Linked DNA regions of Mus musculus: region 2 is linked to region 1. A link is a contact called in ENCODE Hi-C or POLR2A ChIA-PET data. All regions are on one chromosome and are shown on one strand. Each heading gives the region's core, a stretch centred on a gene start or an enhancer-like site at or near the end of the contact. The rest is flanking DNA. Distances are from core to core; before and after follow the strand shown.

Region 1 (4,259 bases), core at 582-3,081:
GAGATAGGGTCTCATACTATATAGCTCTGGCTGTCCCGGAACTCACTAAATGGTTTTTTTTTTTTTTCTTTTTAAAAACTAATAATGGTTACATTTCAGTGTTGACTTAGCCAACATTTTTATCTCTATTATGAATTATATACTTGAGCTTTAAAATTGTTAGATCGGTATAACACAGTTCAGTAGCAATGCATCTTACCGTGCAGTGCTAGGACAAAGCTTACAACACACGAGACAGCTGTACCACTGAGCGGCTGCCTCCTCAGCCCTGCCGCATCCTCACCAGCCATCAGCGGTGCCCAGCAGCGTGCAGGGCAGGGAGCTTGCCCGTCGTTGGCCTCAGTCTGTCCGTGAGTGTCCAAGTTCATCACAAGTTCATCAGACTAGCCAGGCTTTGACCAGGGTGGTGAGCTCCTCTTTGGAGAGCCAGCCTTGTTGCTGCTGGGAGAAGGCTGTCCCTACCCACTGGAGATGTTGCCTTACAGTAATTGCTACAGCTTGTTAGCAAGGCTCCGTTCAGAAACAAGCCTGCCGAAGGAAGGCAATTAAAAAAAAAATCCCAGCTTCATATAATTAAGAGGGGGAAAAACTGACTAAATATGAGAACATCAAACACACCTCAATTAGTCCAGTCCTTTTCCTTTTCTTTCTGTTTTAATGATTTGGGAGATTTCGGAAAACATTAATAGGAAGTTTCTGCTGATTAAAAATCTCACTTAGAGGCTAGATCAGCGGTAGAGCATTCGTCCAGCTAAGCAGACTGGCTCCATACCACAAAAGAGAGAACAAAAGCCAACTTTCGTTTATTCGAGTACAACAGCGCATTCCTGTAATTCCAGCTACTCAGGAAGCTGAGGCAGGGGAATTACTTAAGCCTAGGAACTCGAGACAGTCCTAGGCAAATGGGCTTTCAGCCAGCAGATCTCCTGAGTAGTCTACTTATTGAATAAGCTTTGGGAAATTGGGGTTGATATTAAGGAAAACGTGGGTTTTAGGTAGGGTTTTGTTTTTTCCCCATAGAGAAATAGAGATATCACCGAAGAGTTTCCAGCTCTTCGTATTGAAGCTGTCATGAAGTCTCTGATTGTAGGCTATGGTTGAGTCCAAATTGAGAACCAGACTCCTGTGTTCTGTTCAAAGACTGGATCCTCTCAGCCGGGCAGTGGTGGCGCACGCCTTTAATCCCAGCACTTGGGAGGCAGAGGCAGGTGGATTTCTGAGTTCAAGGCCAGCCTGGTCTACAAAGTGAGTTCCAGGACAGCCAGGGTTATACAGAGAAACCCTGTCTTGAAAAAACAAACAAACAAAAAAAGACTAGATCCTTTCAACAGTGGGCTCCCAGTCAGAACAGAGGAGCAAGGCTGTGCCTGCAGCCCGTCTAGCCTTCCACTTCATACATATTTTCTTCAACCCATAGAGAATACACTTCTAAAAATTGGCTTTGTCCCTACCCTTTCCAGACACAGGTTGGGTGGTCTCTGGTAAGGTCGTCTCAGGGCTTTGGTGCGCGTCTGCCTAGCTGTTTGCCACCAGCCACTTGCTAACTTCAGGGATTTGTGGGTGGCTGTCTTTTAGCTGCCGCTGGCTCTCTTCCCTGGCTGTGGACCTGGTCAGCAGTAATTAGATATTATTTCAGCCTGACAGCTGTTTGGTTTGTCAGCGTGCTAAGTCACTTAAGTATTACCCAGCAGCAATTGTTGCCTAACTTAGTAGACAAAAATCTTTTAAGGACAAAAAGAAAGAAGATAAGGAGGAAGTGGACCCAACCCCTGTCACCAGCTGAACAGCTCAGGATGACACGAGGTCTGGGGACTGGCTTCTCGCCTTCACTGGAGGAGTCAGTGTTATTTCCAGGTCCCATATCTGCAGTGATGACAGACTATTCTCCTGGGTGTGAATACTTGTAGGCATCTTCTGTCCTGATGCCTCCCTTCCAGGGTCCCTTAGGAAGGGCAGTGACTGGGGGCCTGGAGCCAGTCAAGGTTGGAAAGAACATGCAGAACTATATACCCTGTCCCACATACCCTGGAGATACGAGTATAAACTGGAAGTTAGAAGACCCCTTATTCCCTTTATTCCTAGGAGGGGGTGGGTTAATATCAGAGTCAGTCAGTAAAGGGAAGGGAGGAAGGAGTATTTAGAGAAAGAAGTGTAAAGCTCAGCTAAAAGAATTGTAGAGTCAGGCATTGTAGACATTTAGCCAACTTATGTCGGGGTGTTTCTTAACCCGTGAATTATAGAAGAAATCACGTTCCAGACTCCCATGATGGCTCACACCTATAATCCCAGCACCCACAAAACAAATGTAGTATGTAAAGGCTGCATGTGTACAGGCTCCTATGCATGTATGTATACAGATTGTGTAATTTTTTTCCCCTAGGGACTCAATAGATCTTGATAATCCACAGGAGAACATTAAGGCCACCCAGCTCCTGGAGGGCCTGGTGCAGGAGCTGCAGAAGAAGGCGGAGCACCAGGTGGGGGAAGATGGGTTTTTGCTGAAGATCAAGCTGGGGCACTATGCCACACAGCTCCAGGTGGGTACAAACACTGGCCACACTTAGGCCCTGCCCTCTTGAGGACTTCTTCATTTAATTTTCTGTAGACACGTGTTCTGATCTTTAACCCGGCATCGTAGAAATGTGTGTTTCACGCACATGGTTTTGATTGGCTTTGTGGTTGCGGCTGTTACCTTCTTTGAGACAAGAGTCTCACCGTGGGGCTGGAGAGTTGGTTCTGTGGTTAAGAGCGCTTCCTGCTTGTCTTAGGGTTATTATTGCTGTGATGAAACACTATGACCAAAAGTGAATTGAGGAGAACACCGTTTATCTGGCTTACACTTCCACATCACAGTTCGTCATTGGTGGAAGTCGGGACAGGAACCCAAACAAAGCAGGAAGTTGGTGGCAGAAGCTGATACAGAGGCCATAGAGGAATGCTGCTTACTGGCTTGCTCCCCATTGCTTGCTCAGCCTGCTTTCTCATAGCTCCCAGAACCACCAGCCCAGGGGCGGCCCCACACACAATGGGCTGGGCCCTCCCACATCAATCACTAATTAACAAAATGCCCTATAGGCTTTCCTACAACCCAAACCTATCATAAGAAGGCATTTTTCTCCACTGAGGCGCCCTCTTCTGATGACTCTAATTTGTGTCAGGTTGATAGAAAACCAGCCAGCGTGCTGCTATTGTAGAGGACCTGGGTTCAGCTCTCAGCACCCACATCAGGAAACTCACAGTAACCTGGGGCTTGGAGCCCTCTTCTGACCTCAACAGGCATCCACCCACAAGTGACATACAGACACAGAAATAAAAATAGAAACTAATCTTTATTTAAAAAGAAATGAAAAGTTTCACTATTTAGGTCAGATTGGCCTCAAACTGGGGATCCTCCTGCATCAATTCCACTCCACCCCCAGTATGGGCTGTAGGTAAGCACCACTCCCAGCCATGACTTTTACTCTCTTTTAACTTCTTATTTCAAAATAATTTTGAATTTGCAGAAAGTTGCAGCAGAGGTACAACAAGGCCCCCTTCATATGCTCAGGTTCATTTACATCATCATCTCTCTCACGCTCCTCTCTCCCTTTCCTGCCCCCACACCTTCATGTACACATGTACACATACACACATACACACTCTCACACATACACACATACTCATACAACACACACACATAGTTACACAATACACACACATACAAACATACACATACAGATGCAGACACATACACACACATACCTTCACGTACACATGCACACACACACACACACACACATACACACACACACACATTTCTAGTTGCGAGTAAGTTACATACATCTCTCCCCTGAGTATCTCAGCATGTATGTTCTAAGAACATGAACTTCCCTTACAGGGTCACAATACAGTTATTCAATTTAGTGTGTTTAACATTCACACAAACTTTTACTTACTATTCTGTCTCTATTATCCATTTGTCAACTGACTCACAAGTGTCCCTCCAGTCCAGGGTCCAGTCCAAAGCCTCATATGATATCTAGTTGACATATCTCTTTAATGTTTTATCTGGTTTGGTTTCAACTTTGTGACGTGTCTGTTTTGGAGATAGGGCCTCCATAGTGTTGTAGCCTATGCTAGTCTTGAACGTTAAGCATTGAACATTAAGCAGTCATCTTGTCCCAGCAGTCCTGTCCACCTTTCCCTTTTCTTTAACCTGAAAACATTCATTTTTCGACCTTATTTTGGCTTTGATATTAACATTTTAAAATAATCACTTA
Region 2 (4,259 bases), core at 1,093-3,592, 35 kb after region 1:
GCAGGAGGATCAAGAATTCAAAGTTGGACTAGAGAGATGGCTCAGTGGTTAAGAGCACTGACTGTTCTCCCAGAGGTCCTGAGTTCAATTCCCAGCAACCACATGGTGACTCACAGCCATGGGAGTAATGGGATTCGATGCCCCCTTCTGGTTGTCTGAAAACAGCTAAGATGTACTCATATACATTAAATAAATAAACTTTTAAAAAAAAATAAAGAATTCAAAGTCAGTATTAGCTATCTATCAAGTTCAAAGTCATCCTGAACTAACACCATGATTCAAAAAAGGGGGGAGGGGGGCGGGCAGGAAGGGGGTTAGGAGGAGTGGCTGGAGAGCCCTCAGCACTTACTGCCATTTCAGAAGGCCAAGTCTTCTTTCATCCCTGTTAGGTGGCTCACAAGCATCTGTGACACACACACACACACACACACACACACACACACACACTAAAAAGAAATATTTCAGGGCTAGCACTGGCTGCTCTTCCAAAGGACCAACGTTCAATTCCCAGCACCCACATGGCAGCTCACAAACTGTAACTCCAGTTCCAGGAGATCTAAGCCTCACACACAGAGACACACACAGGTAAAATATCAAAGCACTTAAAATAAGAAATAAGGGATTAGGGGACAATGTTGTGAAATCACAAAGAACCAATAAAAAAATGTTTAAAAACAAAATAAATATTTCAAGTAGGTTTTGGTTTTTTAATTAATTTGTGTATTTGGTTTTGCTTTTCTGAGATAAAGTCAGTAAATTCAGACACACCAATTACCAGGAAAATTTGATTGACCCATATATGACAAACTGCTGTAAGCCATCCTACTTAAGGACCTGCCATAGTATAACTGACTGTGTCAGCTTGTCTGTAGAAGGGGGTGGGTTGCAGTCTGTCTGTCTGTATGTATGTCTGTCTTGGAGGTTTCTTAGCAGATTGCCTATGGCACACACTGCATTCAGGTTTAAGGCCACCTAGGTGGAAGTCATTTTCTTTAACTAATTTTGTGGAGATTTACAGACTGGGGACAACTTTGGATATTTGTTTGTTGATGTTTTGTTATTCTTTTATTTATTTTATTTGAGGCAGGGACTCTCTATATAGCCCTGGCTGTCCTGGAACTTACTGTGTAGATCAGGTTGGCCTTGAACTCATAGAGCTCCTTCTACCTCTGCCTCTGAACGTGGAGATTAAAAGTATGCACCACAAGGTCTTATTCACAAGCTATTATTTACCCTGTAAGGCAGCACCTGCTATGTAGCCCACACTGGCCGCTGACTTAGTGGAGCCATTCCTCTTCCCCAGCCTCTCCCAAATGCAGGGATTGCAGATGCATTATGTAGAATGGGTTTTTGGTTTGTTTATTTGGTTTTGTGGTTTTTTTTTTTTGTTGGTGGTGGTGGTGGTGTTTTTTTAAGATATGGGGCTGGAGAGATGGCTCAGTGGTTAAGAGCACTGACTGCTCTTCAGAGGTCCTGAGTTCAAATCCCAGAAACCACATGGTGGTTCACAACCATCTGTAATGAGATCTGATGCACTCTTCTGGGGTGTTTGAAGACAGCTCCAGTGTACTCATATAAAATAAATAAATTTTCAAAAGGTGAGGAGGGAGGCAAACATCCCTTTCCAAAAAGAAAGAAAGAAAGAAAGAAAGAAAGAAAGAGAGAGAGAGAGAGAGAGAAAGAAAGAGAGAGAAAGAAAGAAAGAAAGAAAGAAAGAAAGAAAGAAAGAAAGAAAGAAAGAAAGAAAGAAAAGACGTGTAGCTCAGACTGGCCTTGAACTTGTTATGTAGCTGTAGCTGTGGGTGACCTTGTCCTCTTTTGGGTGGGGGGTGTGGAGATGGAACAGGACCTTTCTCTTTCTTTCTCTCTCTCTCTCTCCTTCTCTTTCTTTTTTTGGTTTTTCGAGACAGGGTTTCTCTGTGTAGCCCTGGCTGTCCTGGAACTCACTCTGTAGACCAGGCTGGCCACGAACTCAGAAATCCACCTGCCTCTGCCTCCTGAGTGCTGGGATCAAAGGTGTGCACCACCACTGCCCGGCTGACCTTGACCTCTTGCTGGCACATACCCTAGGGCTGCAACAACTAGTCTGCACGACCACACCTCGGCAGCTGTGGTTTTTACTTGAGTCTGAATCTGCTCCTGAATGGAAAGCAAGCACTCTTTCCACACACACCTCCCTGTCTTTCTCGACGATCTTGCCACCCTGGCCTTAACTCCCTCCATCTGCCAACCTGAGCCAGCAACTCAACAAGTTACCTTTTAGGTAACTTGTTCCTTTAAGAACATTCCGCCCCACCCCCGGGTCCTCCCAGTCAGGCCGGATTTCCTGCCCAAGCCCTGCCTTTTAAAGTCATCACTTCAACTTTCAGGACTGCGACCAGACACACTGAGGGACCCTGAGGGGTCCCGGGGTGCTGAAAGTAAGCAGAAATAGGCTGTGACAGGTGTATATATATACCCAGGGCTCTACTGGGAAACGGGACCAGGGCAGGGAAGATCCTGAGAGAAAGCAAAGTCACTTGGGAGTGGGTAAAAATGTCACGCCCAGCCCTCTCCTCTTACGAAGGAGGGAGGAGCTGTCAGAGCTGTTCTTCTAGCTCGAGAAGCAAGGATGCCAGTTAGTAGGATGCCAGATTCTTTTTGGTTTTTCGAGACAGGGTTTCTCTGTGTAGCCCTGGCTGTCCTGGAACTCACTCTGTAGACCAGGCTGGCCTCGAACTCAGAAATCCACCTGCCTCTGCCTCCCGAGTGCTGGGATTAAAGGCGTGCGCCACCACGCCCGGCCAGGGTGCCAGATTCTTGAGGGTCTCTCTTCCATATTGCCTGCCTAACAGGGCCCTGGCTTCCTACCACCGTCGTCTCCTTCCTCTGTTTTCTGTATGCGGCGGAGTGTGTGGGAAGACATGGTTATCCCCCTCACACCCCATTCCATTCCATTCCTCTCCCAGGAGCTCCTTGGAGATGCTTCTGCTGTGGCTGCTGCTGCTGCTGCTCCTCCTCGTGCCCCTGCTGGCCATACTCTGGCAGCAGAGGTCTCGGGGTGCCAGGCCATGCTGGCTGATCAGTCTCCAACACCGAGTGGCCTGGGGGATGCTGGGCTGGGCAGCCGCCTGGCAGCAGTGGAGACTAGACCGGAGCACGTTGAATGTGGGCCAGAGCCAGCAGCAGGCCCTCATGTGGTGTCTGAAGAAAGCCCAGGGCTCCTGCTGTCTCCCCAGGGAGGACACAGGTGTGTTTCTGGCACCTGGGGGAGGTGACCCAAGGAGAGAAAATAGCCCACAAGGCAGTCAGATTCTAGAACTCAAGGGCCCCTTCATTTACCACCAATATGATGTGGCCTGGTGCAGAGCCCTACCATGGCTTACAACCTGACACCTATTAGGATGGGTTTTCCTTTGCTGGGCCCTGGTCTAGCCTTCACCTCATTTCCCAGGCCCTTTCTGGGTTCCTTTCTCAAGGCTCTCCACAGTCTTCTCACTTCCTGAGGAGTTTCTGATTTTTTTTGGGGGGGGGGTCTACAGATATGAGAACCTTCCGGAATCATCTTCCACTGACCCAAACCAGCCACACTCAGGAGCAAGAAAGTGAAGAGACGCTCCCATCCCCTGCCTCCCCCCAGTACCATGGAGACGCCTCTTTGCAGGTAAACAGAGGTACCTCCACCTCACAACAGCAGACCCCTCCCAAAAGGAGGTACAAAGAAGGCCCGCTATGGTAGCTGGGGTCTGGTTCTAAGGTCTGAATGACAGGCCCTCCTGTCTCCCTCCAGGCCACCCTGCTGGGTCTAATAACCCTAAACAAGGCCTACCCAGAAGCGCTGGCTCCAGGAAGTACTGCCTGTGTGACCCCTACATCGCCATGGCCCTGCTCTGTCCCCTGGCTTGGGCACGCCCTGGGCCGGGTAAGCCCCGATGGAGCCAAGGACCCCCGGACCCTGCTGCTGGAGGCATTGATATCCCCGGGGCTGAGGGTACTTGAGGCAAGGACTGCAGTGGAGCTCCTGGATGTCTTTGTGGGCTTGGAGGCTGATGGTGAAGAACTGGCTGAGGCCATAGCAGCTGGGATTCTGGGAACGCTTCTCCCCAAACGAGCCGCTGAGCTGAAGGAGGCCCTAGAGCAGGGACCCCGAGGATTGGCCCGCCGGCTCTGGCCAAAGCTGCAGGTGGTGGTGACTCTGGACTCAGGAGGACAGGCAGAAGCTGTGGCTGCCCTTAGGGTCCTGTGGTGCCAAGGGCTAGCCTTCTTCTCTCCTGCTTATG

What was found. Hi-C counts contacts between places; a loop is a spot of excess contacts on that map. ChIA-PET counts read pairs that join two places held with the same protein, here RNA polymerase II (POLR2A).
Region 2: a map of T-helper 2 cell shows a loop between it and region 1 (1.9-fold over the local background). The contact joins the promoter of Ghdc here to the enhancer-like site in region 1. A Hi-C loop is called at or near these places in 1 of 37 maps with a recorded cell type or tissue (T-helper 2 cell). POLR2A ChIA-PET finds 5 or more read pairs at or near these places in 1 of 5 experiments (Patski).

Annotation. Positions count from the first base shown.
Region 1 is chr11:100,803,148-100,807,406 of GRCm38, reverse strand. Stat5b (signal transducer and activator of transcription 5B) reads left to right here. Exons shown (of 19, transcript NM_001113563.2): 3 at 2,381-2,537. Among named protein-coding and RNA genes, the nearest start is that of Ghdc, 34 kb to the right of the region's middle. Within about 2 kb of position 1,831, at least 1 of the 3 ENCODE cell types and tissues checked has a DNase peak (open chromatin) inside an H3K27ac peak, as active enhancers do.
Region 2 is chr11:100,769,040-100,773,298 of GRCm38, reverse strand. It overlaps Ghdc (GH3 domain containing), which reads left to right and starts at 2,342. Exons shown (of 9, transcript NM_031871.1): 1 at 2,342-2,420; 2 at 2,949-3,229; 3 at 3,522-3,643; 4 at 3,770-4,259. The coding sequence starts at 2,962.